Regions from separate parts of the Mus musculus genome. Here region 2 is linked to region 1. A link is a loop called in an ENCODE intact Hi-C map of the cell type or tissue named here. Cell type or tissue: left cerebral cortex. All regions are shown on one strand. Links, peaks and the distances in the headings refer to the core of each region. The heading gives the core; the rest is flanking DNA. Region 1 holds the start of Adra1b (adrenergic receptor, alpha 1b). Region 2 has its middle 69 kb from the start of Il12b.

What was found. Peaks named below come from ENCODE experiments on the same cell type or tissue, not always from the same donor. Only the 100,000 strongest peaks of a DNase experiment are listed, where the experiment ranks them.
Region 2: it touches region 1 in a loop (7-fold over the local background); 16 of 42 quality-filtered maps call a loop at or near these places.

Annotation. Positions count from the first base shown.
Region 1 is chr11:43,832,961-43,841,289 of GRCm38, reverse strand. Adra1b (adrenergic receptor, alpha 1b) reads left to right here and starts at 4,801. Exons shown (of 2, transcript NM_007416.4): 1 at 4,801-6,150. The coding sequence starts at 5,202. In left cerebral cortex, for the core only: a CTCF peak has its summit at 4,733 (motif pointing left); DNase peaks (open chromatin) are centred at 5,650, 5,974, 6,528, 7,606 and 3 more places; H3K4me3 peaks cover 3,789 bases; H3K27ac peaks cover 1,313 bases.
Region 2 is chr11:44,327,039-44,335,367 of GRCm38, reverse strand. No RefSeq gene overlaps it. Among named protein-coding and RNA genes, the nearest start is that of Il12b, 69 kb to the left of the region's middle. In left cerebral cortex, for the core only: a CTCF peak has its summit at 3,702 (motif pointing right); DNase peaks (open chromatin) are centred at 3,728, 4,170 and 4,515.

The DNA.
Region 1 (8,329 bases), core at 204-8,203:
GCTCATGGAACGTTCTCTCTAAAAGGTATTTTTTCCTTCATTCCTTATGCTCAGTGGATGGTGAGTGCTAAGTTATCAGTTGCTTTTATTATTATTATTTGATTTGACCTTTGATAACCCACAGCACTTAGTGTGGTATCTCTCATGAAGCCGATGTAGGCAAAATCTGGTTGGATTGTAACTAGAGAGAGCTAGACAGAGTAAACCAGAGAGATAAATAATTAAGAGAGAGAGGGGGGGAGAGAGAGAGAGAAAGAGAGAAAGAGAAAGAAAGAGAGAGAGAGAGAGAGAGAGAAAGAAAGAGAGAGAGAGAGAGAGAGAGAGAGAGAGAGAGAGAGAGAGAGAAAGAAAGAAAGAAAAGAAAAGAAAGCAAGCTTAATTCCAGGAGAGAAATAACTTTCCATAAATGCCCTAAGTAAATCACTGCCAGCCTCAGTTTCCCCTCTGTTCAGATTTAGTGGCAGCTTCTCCTAGAGGGCTCACATATATGGAAGTTTGCAACATCAGAGGTTTCTAATGTAATAAGATGGGTAATGAAAAGATTCTTCTTCTCCAAGCCTCGAGTGAGTCAGAGCTCTGTGCTTGGCTTTGCCCCAGGGAGTACCGAGAAAATGAAATATCGTCTGTATCCTCATGACACCTAAACAATTCTGTGGGTCAAAACTCAGCCAGAAAGGCAAACAGGCATCTCCAGCGAGGCTAGGGACAGAGGAGGGCCTGATTAGCGGGGGCCCTGCCTCCTGGCTGCTACTAAGGCTGCTACCTGTCTGCTTTGCGGTGGGACCTAGTTTGTTTTGCCTGTGTGAAGGATGCTGGCGAGTGACAGCATGTCAGAAATCTGCAAGGATGTTTGACTTCCTTCAGGGCCTCAATAAGCCCTTCTACATCCTGACACCTGAACGGAGACACAAGTTCTCAAACCACTCTCTTTGGTAATAAAGAATAAGGCAACCTTGAACCTCAGATTTGCTCTTTATGACCCATGCATGCATGCACTAGTGTGTGTGTGTGTGTGTGTGTGTGTGTGTGTGTGTGTGTGTGTGTGTGTGTGTTTATCTCTTCCATTTTGGCTCTATACACCAGGCTTTCATATTGCAGACTCTATGACTATGTAGACACAGCCTCGGATTCTGTGGTGTACTGTTGGCTATTAATTGATACCCAAGGAAGTAAGAAGTGGGCCACCAAACTCAAAACATGGACTGAGAACTTGTTCTTCCTTCTGCCTCTTGCCTCCTGTCCCCACATCCCTGAATTTGTACAAACCATCAGTTTTATCCCAGCTCATCAGTATTCTCCTCTTGCCACACATCACCCCAGAGAGGAAACAGCTCCAGGAAAGCTCCATCCTCCTAGCCCTCAAGTTGTGTAGGAAATGGAGATGCTCTCCTGCTGTCGCATCCCATCATGGAAGATGCAATAAAGAAAGAGCAGCAGAGTGGATTGAGGGGCTAGTCTATCCAGTCAACACACAAGGGTACCTCGAAGGGTCATCTGGACCAGCCTCTATCTCCATACACAATAGTGCAAGAGGCCTCTGAGATGAAGGACAGCCTCTCCTTCTCATTACGGTCTCTGGCAGATGGCTGCATGCAGGCACTGACCTGGTCCACACTCCACTGTGTAACTCAGCACTGGCCATGTTGGTGGCATTTTTCTACATCAGAAGAAGCCCCATTCTGTGTGCCAGAGAAGAGGAGTCAATGGCCTGACCACCTGTGGCAGCTGCCCAGTGCCCTTTGCCTCTGCACCATCTCCATGATCAATGAGCTAAGGTACCAGGAGCTCCAACAGGTTCACACTACCACAAACCTCAAAAATAGGCATCTCTTATGTTTAAATCTCTAAAGGCAGCTTAGGTAAGATAGTTGAAATGAGGGCAGGGACTGTTTTCAAGGCTATCTGAATCATTGTTTGTTTGTTTGTTTGTTTGTTATCTCAGAGAAACTCCTTAGAATTGTATATTTTGTGCAACTGGAGAGCTTGTGCATTTTTAATAGGAGATTAAGACCTTAAACGTATAGTGGGTGATACATGCTTGTAACAACAACACTAAGAGGCTGGGAAAAGAGGAAGATTATCATGATTTTGGGGCCAGCCTGGGCTAATAATAAGTTCTAGGCCAGCCTAGGCCACAAGTAAGACCATCTCTCAAACAAGCAATCAAAGGCTGGAGAGTTGTCTCAGCAGATAAGGGCATTTGTTGCTCTTGCAGAGGACTCGGGTCCAATTCCCACCACCCAAATGGTGGCTCACAACCATCCCAACTTCAGCTCCAGAGGACCCCATGCCCATCTGTCAACTTTCACAGGCAGCAAAGCAGGCAATGAATGTAATACTCACACGCAAAAAAAAAAAAAAAAAAAAAAAAAAAAAAAAAAAAGACAGTAAATTAAAAGAAACAAATAAACAAAAAACGTAATCTTCTCCAAAAAGTACAAGCAAAAAGACTTCAAAAGCCCAACTTTAGGCTGAAGAACTTGCACAGGAACCGCCTTGCATGGCCCCTGCTTCCTTGCCCCTTAATCAAAATACAGCGACTATCAAAAGCAGAAATTAGAAGCCTGGGCCATGGCTTGTGGACTGGAAGAAATGGGTATCAGGTGTCTCCTTGCAATTCAGCAGCCACTGCCCTGTCCCCTGCCTCATGTCACTAGCATATGACTAACTCTCTGATCTACTGTTTTCTCGTGTGTCCACAGAGAGCAGTGATGCCTCTCTCTCAAAGACTTGTTAAAGAAAAATAAAAGAAAATAAGTAAGCTGGGTGTGGTGTCTTATGCTTGTAATCCAAGCACTGGGGAGGTGGGGGCCAACGGATTTTGGGGTTTGGGACAATATTGGTCTGCATAGTGAGCTCAAGACCAGTGTGAGCTACACAGCAAGAAAAGGGAAGAGAAGAGAAGAGAAGAGAAGAGAAGAGAGGAGAGGAGAGGAGAGAGGAGAGGAGAGGAGAGGAGAGGAGAGGAGAGGAGGGGAGAGAAATAAGTAAATGTTTGATGAACAGTAGGAGCTCAGCAAATGTGGGTTCCTTCCCAGTAGCACTAACTTGAGCCCCAAAATGAGCCATTTAAAAAAAAAGCCCAAGTTATAACATTTACTCTATCCCCTATTTTGCTCCTATAGAAACGGTGACTCTTCTATGGCTCAGTACTCAGCACTAGAATAAGGAAACCCAGTAATGACATTCAACTCCAACTCACCCTTCCTCTCCTCAATAGGCATATGTACTTGAAAAAAACGGCTCAACTCCCTTATCACACGGGTCCCATCCTCAAAACAGAAATCAAAATGAGACTAGTTCTCTCATCAAGTCGGGAGAAAAGGCAGCATGAACGTAGCACATGGTCTAGCATCTAAGTATTGGGAGACAGAGAATCTTGAGTTCAAAACCAACCTGAAGACCTTCTTTCTTTTTTTTTTTTTTTTTTTTTTTTTTGAAGACCTTCTTTCTAAAAACAAACAAACAAACAAACAAACAAGAAAATTCTTCCCTGGTTTGACTTTTTTCTTCTTCCTTTTTGTAATTACCCACCTCTGGAAATAGGGTTTGTAGCCTAATAGCCTACATGTATACAAGGCAATACAAGAAAAGAGCCAACAGGCAAGACCCCCCCCCCCAAGTCCCTTCCCCAGGATTTGGCAATCAGTCCTCACTCTCTACTCCCAGAGATACAACTAGCTCCCTCTCACCCTTCCCTCCCTTCCTCCCTCCTTCCCTCCTTCCCTCCTTCCCTCCTTCCCTCCCTCCCTCCTCCCTCCTTCCCTCCCTCCCTCAACTATCTCTTTAGTGACAACCCCAAGCCCCTTCTTAAAATGTCAAGTTCAGCCTAGAGATGCTGCTCACTTGGTAGAGTATGTGCTTGCCTAGAATGCACGAAGCCCTGAATTCCATCCCCAGTATCAAATAAACCAACCACGGCGGTACATGCTTGTAATTCCAGCACTCAGGAGGTGGCCATAGGAAAATCAAGAGTTCAAAGGTATTCTTGTGTTATACAGTGAGCTGGAGGGCAACCTGAGCTACATCATACTCTGTCATTAAAAAAAAAAATCCAATTCATATTCTTCCATACCCTGGTTGCATTTCTCTGTCCTCAATTAATCTTCTCCTAAACTCCTGTCATTAGATGTCTCGCTTCAGATTTTGCTTGTTTGATAAGCTTCCACTTGCCGGTCAGGAATCTGGGTACCCTTCTAACTGTTGGAGAACAGTGCCTAGAATGGAGCCACTGCCTGGAGGTGGACATTAACAATCCACTGAAGGAATGTGTGCAGGGAATAACTGAACGAATGAATGAGCAACAGAAGTTTCTAGGTTTTATCAAGGCCAAAGAGGTTGCAAGGGGGAACTAAAGTATACGCCTGGTCTCAGATGTGACTCAAGTCTCTGTCACCTGCCTAACGCAGGGATTTTCTTCCTTTTGTAGAAGCCAGTTGTGTAGAAGTTGCACATCTCTCTGAACCCATGGCTTGACTCCAGGAGCCCCCATTAGAGGTAAGCATCCCCACCCTACCTTTTAACTGAAGCGTGAACAGGGGGAAAAAATAATCCCAGCGGGCCCCCTGGGGTGTATGAACCGGGATGCCCACACCCGGATCCCCTGCTCTGCTCCCCGCCCCATCCCCGCAGAGGGAGCGGTGCCGGGCGCGGCAGGTCTCCAAGCCGACTAGGCTGGCGCTGGCGTCGGGGCTGCGCTCCTTGGCTGGACCCGCATTGCCCCCTAGTGCCGCACAGAGTCAGGGCGCCCGGGCTTCCCCGCCTGATGTCACCGCCGTGCAGTCAGCCCAGAGGCGGCTCATTGAAAGCAGACCCTCCTCGCGATCGCTGGGCGGAGAAGGCACCGCGGTCCGTAGACCCGCCGCGGGCCGGGCACAGCCGGGCACCCCCGGCCCGGCGCCCGCTCCTCCCCGCGCTCCCGCGCCAGCCCGGCCAGGCGCGCCTGACGTGGACCATTAAACTTGGAGCTGCCGCCTCGTCCCCTCTCTCCTCCTCCTCCCTCTGACAGGCGAGCGAGCCGCTGGGTGCAGGCAGGCGACGTGCTGCCGGGCTAGGCTGCCCGGGGGAGATGACTTCTCGCCAGGAGGACGCCTCTGGAAAGAAGACCACGGAGGGAGCAAAGTTTCAGGGCAGCTGAGGAGCTTTGGTCGCAGCCCTTCCGAGCCCAATCTCCTCCCTGGCTATGGAGGGCGGACTTTAAAATGAATCCCGATCTGGACACCGGCCACAACACATCAGCACCTGCCCACTGGGGAGAGTTGAAAGATGCCAACTTCACTGGCCCCAACCAGACCTCGAGCAACTCCACACTGCCCCAGCTGGACGTCACCAGGGCCATCTCTGTGGGCCTGGTGCTGGGCGCCTTCATCCTCTTTGCCATCGTGGGCAACATCTTGGTCATCCTGTCGGTGGCCTGCAACCGGCACCTGCGGACGCCCACCAACTACTTCATTGTCAACCTGGCCATTGCTGACCTGCTGTTGAGCTTCACAGTCCTGCCCTTCTCCGCTACCCTGGAAGTGCTCGGCTACTGGGTGCTGGGGCGCATCTTCTGTGACATCTGGGCAGCGGTTGATGTCCTGTGTTGCACGGCCTCCATCCTGAGCCTATGTGCCATCTCCATTGACCGCTACATTGGGGTGCGATACTCTCTGCAGTACCCCACGCTGGTCACCCGCAGGAAGGCCATCTTGGCGCTCCTCAGTGTGTGGGTCTTGTCCACGGTCATCTCCATCGGGCCTCTCCTTGGATGGAAAGAACCTGCGCCCAATGACGACAAAGAATGTGGGGTCACAGAAGAACCCTTCTACGCCCTCTTTTCCTCCCTGGGCTCCTTCTACATCCCACTGGCGGTCATCCTGGTCATGTACTGCCGAGTCTACATCGTGGCCAAGAGGACCACCAAGAATCTGGAGGCGGGAGTCATGAAGGAAATGTCCAACTCCAAAGAGCTGACCCTGAGAATCCACTCTAAGAACTTTCATGAGGACACCCTCAGCAGTACCAAGGCCAAGGGCCACAACCCCAGGAGTTCCATAGCTGTCAAACTTTTTAAGTTCTCCAGGGAAAAGAAAGCAGCCAAAACCTTGGGCATTGTAGTCGGAATGTTCATCTTATGTTGGCTCCCCTTCTTCATCGCTCTCCCACTTGGTAAGTTGGGGGCTGGCAGAGGGGAGGTAGACCTACATTGGTTTTCCTGATGATCTCACACCAAAGTTTTTGTGTGGGTTTGGTTATTTTTATGCCATCAGTGTGTGTTTGGAGACTGGATAATACTATTTGTTCTGCAAGGGCTTTGCAGATTGGGGAACTGGCTAAGAACCAACTCAGGTGTTGGTGAAAAAAAAGCTAAGATACTAGGCACTTGAAATAGAAGCACGGAAGGAGAATCTGGGATGTGGAATGACTCAGTCACTGGCCTCAGTTTAATAATTAAAAAGGACACTGGGCTCCAACATCTCGCCAGTGTTATTTCGGTAGTAACGATGTATCTGAGAAGGCAGCGTCACTAACACAGAATACCAAATAGTTTGTAGTTACTGCAGACGCGGCATTGGGGAAGCAGAGAGGCGGCTCCTACAGAGAAAGGCAGTGTTCATTCAATATTTGCAGGGACCACGTTTCTCAGCCTTGCAGAGGCTGCGGTCTTCCTCTCCTCCCTCCCTGCTGGCTCTCCCCTTTCTGCACTGTCGTTCTTACCAGATAATAGGAGCATCCTACAGCCACACAGCTTCCATGGGCCTTTAAGTTTCTGAAGCTTGGGATTTCAAAGCGAAATATTTTCCGTTTTCACCCCCAAAATGCTCCCAACTCTGGCAATTTATGAAATGTTCAGAATTTAATTATAGCTGACCCTCACCTTCAGCGATAAGACGCCAAACCCAGGCAAGATGGAATTCAGTGCTACCAGCTTCCCACCCCCTACAAAAATGTGCCCATCTTATTTAGCTTGGTGGTCCTGATAAGTTCAAAAGGCTGCCTGATTCCTGCTGGGGGGGGGGGGGAGACAAGGTCTGGCTAAATGGTAAACAGAGAAGAAGGTTCTGTGACATGCTGTTCACGTGGCTTGGGAAATCCTTGTCCCTTCTCTGGTGCATTGATCTGCTTTGATATCTTTTCCTATCTCTGATGGGAACTGGAGGGAAATGAATGGAAGGATGTACTCAAGGCATGCTATCAGAAGAGGGGACACTACTAAATACCACAGACCTCATACCTGCAGGGTCTCAGGGGTGGCCAAACCCCTCCAGCAGCTATGACTCCAAAGTCACACTGCTTCTGAGAGAAAAAGATGAATGGGAAGGAAGTGAATGTTTACCAAGAGTTTCCTTTTTTTTTTTTTTTTTTTAAGGAAAAAAATCTATCCAACATACTGTCTGTGTGATCTTTCCTAAGGAAGTCTGGCAGGCTACTGCCATTCAGAAATATTCCTTCCAATGGTGTTAAGTAGAAAGAGCTTAAAATTCTGCCCCAGCAGTGATTGCATCCCACTGCAGAGGAAAATGATTCGCCTTCTCAAGGTCTTGGGACCTTTGGCAGTCTTGTTCTGTTAACCACGGGTGACAGCTTGCACTCTTCCAGACCATCACAAAGATCATAGGTCTGTGGAGGTGTGATTTGGTCTCTTATCAGCCATACGACCTTGGGGTAAGCACTGCTGCTTTGTGAGCCTCGGTTTCTTCATCTACAAAAGGGACTAATTAGTATTCACTCCAAGGAGTTGTGGTGATGGAAGGAGAAGACAGTGTAGAGTGTGGACCGGCAAGTAGCTAATCAAAATTAGGTGTGAGTACTCTAAGCCAAGCCCCACTTGTTTGGAGGTAGCTGTAAGTTTCCTCGGTTTACTCTTGCCAATCCAGCACCTGTTAACTGAATCCTGGATCTACCCGCCAACATACAGAGGCTATGGCCAAAACATGCTTAAGAAGAAAAATAGCTCAATCCCCACTCAGAAATCATCGCAGGCACAATCCTTGGCTCTGAGATTCAAGGGAACAGGAAAGCTCCCAACAACTTGGAAAGAAGAGACTCAGGTGGTACAAGTTACCAAGTTCTACTTTGATCTTGGCCATAAATTAGCTTTGTGACCCTGGGCTCATTGCTGTGCCTCTCTGGGCTTCAGGATGCATGTATAGATGACAAGATGGTTAAGTGTGATGAAGGGGAAATGTACTGAATACAATGAGCACCTGAGAAACTCCATAGTAACACAAACCCCTGGGTCCAACTTACAGAAGCTCTGATTCAGTAAATCGGATGAATCCAGAGTCTACATGTTTAATCAAACCCTAGGAGACTCTGAAGGGGTGGATCACAACTGATTGATCAA
Region 2 (8,329 bases), core at 312-8,311, 490 kb before region 1:
GACCGAGTGAGCAGGTCTTTTACACAGTAGCTAAGTGAGCAGATGGCGTCCCTTCCTGTGCAGCAACACAAATGGCCCCGAAAGGTTGTTGGAAAGGCACGTCTGACACCAGAACTTACTCCATTTGTTTTAATTACAATATTAAGGAGTGAAAATAAATCTTGCCCTTGAAATGCAATAAAGTAATTCTTGAAAAAAAATATGGCCTGTTTTTTTTCACTTGCTTATTTTTTTAAAAATAATTTTCAGATAGGTTATAAATAATGGTACTCAGAACAGGTTCTCCTCTTGGCTCCATCACAGATTTGTTGCTGATTGTGGACAAATCTCTAACCTCTGGTGCCATTGTGTACCCCACATGGATGATTCTTCTGAGTCCCTGGGTTGGTGGCATAAGAGCCCTTTGAAGTCAAGATCATATTTATGAGCCATCATTTTCAGTCTTATTAATAATAACAAGGACAGGCTGAGTGCCAGAGATGCTGGAGCAAGCTTGCATGGCTGAAGGATTGAGGCCACAGAGCAAAATGCAAAGCAATGAGGCTGAGAAATATTTAAGGAAGTGGGAAGGGGGAGATAGACAGGCAATCATAAAAGACGCAGGTTCCCACGTATGAGATCGGACAGTATGGAGGTTATTGGTTTTGGAGCTTGGGAAGGCTACCTAGGTAAATTTCTGTGTGGCCAGAATTTTTTAAAAAGCCTTGTGATAAACAAAAGAAAGGAAAGGAAATGGGGAAAATTAAGGGGAAACATAAGGAAAATGGGAAGGAAAAAATTATCCATGGATTCTGATGCTGTCACAAATCAATGATGCTGTTGTCCTCCAGGTGACCTTGGCTGGTCAGGGTTGTAGCTTCATAGACTGCTCTTGGAGGCTTCAATCTGCTTAGCAGCCCTGGGAGCATCAATTGTTGGGCTTTTTCCATTGGGCAATTCACTGCCCAGCCTGGCTCAGGCACTAGGATTGAAGCCCCTGGCCCTGGAGATGGAGCAGATTGATCCTGGGGATGGATGAGGAAGACTGTGTGTGTACTTACAGCCTCCAGGGCAGGAGTATAAGAATCGAGTAGCTCAGTGGGCATTAGGTTCAGAGCAGCAACGATCACAGCTGTTGCTATGTGGAGATGTCTCTCCTATCCCTGAAATCCAGCTTTATCGTGGAAGCTGGCTTGCAGTCCAGAATCCTTTTATTTACAAAAACCCTTAAACCAGCCAGCCAAACAATAACAGCAAAAATATTTTCTGGTCAAGCAAAGCACATGGTATGGCTACATTTGGGCTGTCTATCTGTGGGCTCCTCGGATGCTCCATTTTGGTGGTTCGCATGTTCTTCAACACCTGTGGGTGGTGAAGATCACTTCATCTAGTGGAAAAGGGTCTCTGAAAAATACCTAACCCCTCCTCTATACTCCAGAAGACTACCGGGATAAAACATACATCAGGAAAAGGTGGCTGTGGTAAGTGTGTGGGCATAGAGAGTTCAGGGTAAAAGGGAGTTGCTATTGGTTTCCTGTGGGCTGTTCAGAGCCCTCCCTCCTCCCTCCTCAAAGCCCAGAGTGGTTTGACAAGATTCCCATGGGTTTTCCTGGTCTCATTCCTAGGGGCTAAGGAGAAGCTGGGGGTTGGGTAGCTGCAGGATATGAAAAGGACTTCTTCCTTCATCCTCCACAATCCTTGCCTGTGTAACAATAGGTGCAGTCCTAGCCTACAGCAGGTGCACTGCTCAAAACCTTGTTAGGTATTGTCATTGCTTGCACAGCTGGAAACAGCTGGCCAGCTGAGACCATGGCAAAGAGGGGTCCAGCAAGAGGAGGGGACTGGTTGGAGCAGGGACTGCTGGCTCCAAACTGAGGCTGACTGGAGAATCACACAGTCTTACTACAAGACATTAAATAGACAGAGGGACACGGGGAGTCAGGGAAGTTCCCACTGCCTCAAATATGTCTCAGCATTCTTAAAGTAGTCTCACCAGACAATTACTTTTCTAGAAGTTTCTATGGCACTACTTCTTTTCCAAGACAGATTATGGAAGGTGTTTTAGATTCGTATGAAAAAGAGAAAGACACGGTTGTTAGTCTCTGAGTCCTAATCCCTGTGGGGTCTGCAGCCCCTAGGCTTGGAATTCTCTACATAATGGGAGGGGCAGCAGTGCAATATGCTAATTGGCCTGAGGTATTATTGCTGCCTCTGAACTCAGCAATCGCTGTGTTTTTGTTTAAGTGTGGTAACTGCTGTCTGTGTCACCTGGCACCCAGAGAGGTGCTGCTGTGAAATAAGAACAATAAAGAAGAACGACATGCGACATGCGTTTCACTCACCACATGGCTGTCCTGGAGAGACTTGGAACACTGGTCAAGCTCTTAGCATATGTCAATCACTGGTGTGTCTGTCAAGCCTGGCTGTGTATTGGAATCACCTAGGGATTCCTGAAAATCCCAGCACTGGGTTCTGCCTTACGTCAGCTGCATTGGAATCTAGTAGGGACATTGGGGGGGGGGGGAATCACTCTTCTGTGGGGATTAAATTTGGGGTCTTGAGCTTGCTAGGGAAGTGCTCTACCACTGAGCCACACTCTCCTCCCATTCTTCCCCATCTCCTCCTTTTCCCTTCTTCCTCTTTCTTCTCTTTTTCCTGATGTTTTCCTTTGCTCCCAACATCCTTCTCCTCTTCCTCTCCTTCATCCCCCTTCACTTCCTCCTCTTTTTCCACCGTTCTCCTCCCCTCCTCCTTTCTTTTTTCCCCCTCTCCTCTTTCATTCTCACCTCCTTTTCCTCTCCCCACTTCTTCCCTACTTCCTTCTCCTCCTTCTTTTCTTCCTCCATTCTTCTCTAACCATATCCTCCTTTTCTTTCTTTTGTCTTCCTTTGTATTTTGAGGCAGGTTTCACTCAGCAGTGAAGAATAACCTTGAACTTCGGAGTCTCCTTCACAACCACACCTTTCAGTACAGCCACGTTTATAGAGTCACAGTCCAGCCCAGTGAACTTGTTCTTGGGGGTTACCATGTGATGGAATCCCCTAGGCAGCTTGTTAAGTGCCTCAGAGTCCTGACTCAGTAAGGGAAAGGGCCAGTGGGCTATGTTTGTGAGCTCCCCCCCCCCCCGCCCCCCCACCCCCCAAGGGTGAATATCACTTACATCACAGCCGTGAACTTGAATGATTGTGTGCAAGTCAGGAATTGTGCTCATTTCACAGTCGGGAAGAAAGATATTAAGAACAGCTAAGCAGTTTGCCCAAGGTGATAAGGTAGGTCACTGTCAGAACCAGGAGTCAAAGCCAAGCCCCGCAGGGCTGGCCGTGAAAACAGAATGAAGACTTGTAAAAGTATATCTTTTGGAAATGGGAAATCTGGGTAAGAAAAAGAAGTCTAGCAAGTAGAACTGACACGCTTGATCTTGAGGCTCTAAGGGACAGAGCTGGGACTTGAGATCTGGACCATTCCCCTCAGACTGTCAGGGTAGGCATCAGCAAGCCAGTCACTAACCATCAGGGAATCCTTGATGCATCTGGACTCCTTGTTGCGTGGCATACAATAGGCTGTTAAGCAGTGATTTAAAAAAAAGAAAAGAGGAAAAAGAAAAAAGAAAAGAGAAAAAAGAAAAAAGAAAAAAGAAAAAAGAGAAAAGAGAGAGCAGACAGAAAGCTGCAGTGAGGGAGGGAAGTGGTCCCTATAGGTTCAGGTTCATTCGGTTCTCTATTTCTCATTTATAGGCTTGACCACTAGAGGGCGATGTCCGACAAGAGAAAGAAAGACACTGCTCCACCATTTCTAGGATTGGAGACGATAATTCTGTAGCTGGGCATTTAAAGCCAAAGCGAGGGGCGGGGTGGGGGGGGGAGGAAAGGGGGTGTTAATTCACCGAATGATTAAAGTGTTCTCTGCCCCTCCTGCTCACAGGCTGCTGGGAAACATCCTCAAGACACACTGACCCATGGACCCTTCTAGATGTAAAGTCCACTGGTCAAGGGAAGAGAAAAGGAAATCTAGGTTGGTCTGAAATTTGGATGTTTACAGATAGTAGGAGGTTTTCAAAAAAAAAAAGGACATTTTGTAGCTTCCCAGACATTCACAGCATCGATGGGAGTTAATGTTTCGAGAAATGGCAATATAATGAAGTTGCATGCTGAATTAATTTTCCATAAATAAAACAGGACATTTTCATGGCTTGCTTTTCCTGCCCCATCATGGGGGTGTGTTCTTTTAGCGACTGAGCAAGTGCCCCCTTTCTCCCACTCTACCTCTTCGGGTGAGGCTGGCCAGGGGTTTGAACCTGGACTGTTTGCTCTGGCTATGCAGCCCTGGGTGATTCACCTGATTAGGTGCTGACTAGGAAATAGAAGCGAGGGATGACATTGCACATTTGTCAGGAGCATCCTAGGGAGGATATGCCTGAGGGTCTTAGGTACCATTCGAAAAACCTTCAGTGTATATTGGCCATTTTCCATGCGTTAGCCCAGCTCATGGTCAAGACTGGATGGACCCTCCTTGAAACACCATCGAATCCTTCATCCTTCCCTTTGTCTCTCTTCTGTCCAGAGATGCTGGAGAGGAGCTGTGCAAAGCCTGTGAGGGTTGCATCTCCTTAGGGCCATCGCCAACCCCAAGAATTGTATTTTAGAAGCTCATTGAACTGGAGAGGAATGAGCTTCAAGTATCAGCCTCTGGAGACACAAAACTATTAGAGCTAATGGCGGTGCCAATTAGCATAACTACTGCACACACAGAGTGAGCTGGGCACGGTGCTGGAGGGCTTGTGTGCACTTTCTTACCACGAACCCTATGAGATGTTTTATGATGTCACTTTTTCACGTGGGGACAGTGAGGGGCAGAGAATGTCAACAACTATGCCTAGGACACACAGCTCTGGAGCGACAAACCTGAAGCCAAAGCCAGCTGTGACTCTGATGTTTGCTGTGGAGAAGGGGCCAGTAATCAAACATGCGACAAAATGATAACTTGCTCTTAAGGTGGCATTTGTGGGATAGCTTTGTATCCCTTCAGAAGACTACGAGGAGGAGGAAGCCATGTGTGACAGAGACTGGGGAACATCTGGAACCGTGGTGTCATGTGGGGAGATCTCTGGGGTCTGCTAAGGGTTCAGGAGGGAGAGATGAGGAAGGGGAAGGCCTGGAAGAAAACGCCTGCAGCAAAGGCAAGGGGAGAGATGTGGCCTCTGTTTCAGGGACATCAAAAGACAGAGGAGTTACCTGTCATGAACTGCACTTGGAGGAAGGGGAAACTGAAACATGGCAAGGCAGCAGCCTTGGCTAAGGGCAGTGGCTTAGAGGCAGGGTTAGGATAGGAAATGCCATCTACAGAACCCCAGAGCTTCTGCAGGGTGGCAGTCATCTCAGAGTCTCATGTCCATCACCAATAAAGAAAAATACTGCTAACCCCTGGGAGGATCTAGGCCAGCCAGCCACCCAGCCACAGCCAGGGCTCCGATGTCGGGGATGTGGGACTGTGGTAGCAGAACGAGTTCCCTTTCCTTTCCTCTCCTTTCTTTTTTCTTTCTCCCTTCTCCCTTCTTCTCTTCTCTTTTGAAGCAGTGCTACACTCTAGCCCACGCTAGCCAAGGCTGGCCTTAGATGTGCTGCAGTCATCTTGTTTCAGTCTTGTGAGTGTGGGCTCGATCTACCCACAATCTAATCCACAGACAGCTGGAATAATTCCCAAGGTTTAAGATGTTGACAAAAGACTGTGTCTGTGCACCACACCCAGATTTATTTCTCCTCCTCCTAGGGATCACATTACTCACCCCTTTTTTTAAAAAAATATTTCATAATCTCTCTCACCAAACTATAACAAAGTGTGAGATGAGTTTAGAATCCAGCAAGTAAGGGACCAGAGAGGATCCCGTCCCAGCCTGCTCTGCTTCGTGATTGGTTCTTCTTTCTTCCCCGATTCTGTAATTGTCATCCTGCCTTTCTCCCCAGCCCCTTAAGGCACCTGGTCATAGACAAGGTTTCAGAAGCCTGAAAGGCTTTCATGGGCTGGTGCCTGATAGAGCCAGCCAGGAGAACCTACCCCAGTCTGCCTGCTGCTTGGCACTCTTCTGCCATATGAGTCTCTAGGATTCTACTTCTCCCTACCTGCCCCACCACAGCAGTTGCTGATGGATAGTGAATGTTCCAAGCTCCACCACAGCTAAGCTCTAGGTATTTGGCTCTTGATCCCCAAGAGCATCCTTCTATAGTTTTTGAACCAAATGGAGTCATGGCTAGCTCTACTGAAGTAAAGTTGTCATGGCCTTGAAGAGATACTTGTAGAGTCTGGAGTGATATCCATTAACCTCAGACCAGGTGCTGAGGTTGGGTCTAGTGTAGAATAGAAGTCATTTGTAGATGAAGGTAAGGAATAAGAGGCATCCGAGAACATCCCCTGTTTATGGGTTTAAAATGTAATCACCAAGTTAATAATAAGAATATTGACTGGCCTGTTTTTCTCTGTGGAGGAGAGAAGAGAACCTGCACATCAATCAATCAATCAATCAATCAATCAATCAATGATCTACTTAGTCAGCATTTGCACATTGAGCATCTATTCTGGTGGAGAACACCAGAGACAGCATAAGATGAAATGAATAGAACCTTTGCCTTCATTGGGCCCTTCATTCTATTGTGGAAAGGAACTGGCCAATGAACAAACAGGTCTAACACAATTCCTAGATAATGAGGAAAGCAACCAGGCAACAGGCAGAAGGGCTGGCAGAAGGGATCTGTCTGCACACGGGCCATCTTTCTAGGTCTGGGTGGTACTAACATCAGGTGGCTTTTCTTAGAAGTAGATGGGTCTTCATTCACAGAATCAGGTTTGCTTCATACAGGAGAAATATTATCCAGATCAGTACCTCACAGGGGAAGGTCAGAGCCAGAGTGTCGAGAGTGAGGTTCTTCAAAGCTCCACACGAGGAACCTCTGTCCATCCTTCTGAAGTGAAGGTGGGCACATACATTCAAGAGGCATGATCATATTGATTATATGTTCTAGCACTGAGTCTGCCTGCAGAAAGCAAGGCTCACGCACCATCTCTTGTGGAGATGCACAGGCATTGTCTTGACTCTCGTAGGAATACCAGGACTTCTAGGACTCAGTTTCCCAGTGTGGCTATTCCTCACCATGGGATATATGTCATATGTGGTCCTGTGCTTGAACTAAATCTGTATTAGTAGTTCACTTATGTCTCATAGCTATCCCTTGCTTCAAAGACCACATCGTGGTTGATTGAATGCAGTTTTTTTAATCAGAGAATGCTTTTGCTTTGGAAACTGAGATTCCACTAAACAAGACTGACTTTTTGTATTCCTGTAAGATACTTGGTGACTTTAAGCAGTACTAAATGGGTTGGGGAATGTAGCCCAATTGGTAGAGCACTTGCCTAGAACTTATGAAGCCTTGGGTTCCATCCCCAGTGCTTCATAAAATCAGCGTGGTGGCACCTGCCTGTGATCTCAGCATGTTGGAGGCAGAAGAAGTTCAAAACCATCCTTGGCCAAGTAGAGAGTTGCAGATCTTCACAAGACAGTGTGTGGACATACTATCTTTAACATACAGGATTCAATCTGGTCTTGGAAACTGAGCTGGGTTGAGACTGGTTACCAATGGAATGGGAGAAACCAGATCAGCTTGAGATACAGAAGACCCTGTCTCAAAAAAAAAACAACAACAACAAAAAAAAACAAAAAAACAAAAAAACAAAACAAACAAACAAACAAAAAAAAACCAAAGCAAAACAGAACAAAACCAAAACCAAACAAAGCCCCAAAGCAACCATCAGCCCCACCAAAGCCCCCATTTTGGAAAGTTTAAGGATTTTTGCTTACCCATTATCCTTCCATCATATAGAGGGTTTTATTGAAAACCTTATAGCTAGGGGACAATGTTTAAGGCACATGTTTAGATGGGCCAGACATGGTTGCTATTCTCTACTGTCAGACACTCCTGAATCAACAGGTAGTTGAAATATGAGGCTATGAGAGGAAATGGCTGGAGATGGAGCTATTTTTTCTGCTGCAATGATAAAACGCTGTGTCTGAGGCAGCTTATAGAAGAATTTACACATTTTGGCCTACAGTTAGAGAGAAAAGAGTCTGTTATAGTGGGGAGGCAAGGCAGAAGACAGGCATGGACAGCAGAAGCTGGAAGCTGAGAGTTCATGTCTTCAAACATAAGCGCATAGCTGAGAGCAAACTGAAGTCCTGTGAGGCTTTAAATCTCAAAACTCATCTGCAGTGACATACTTCCTTCAGCAGGGATGTACACCATCTAGACCTTCCCCAATCGTGCCACCATCTGGGAACAAAATTCTCAACTATGTGAGTCTATGG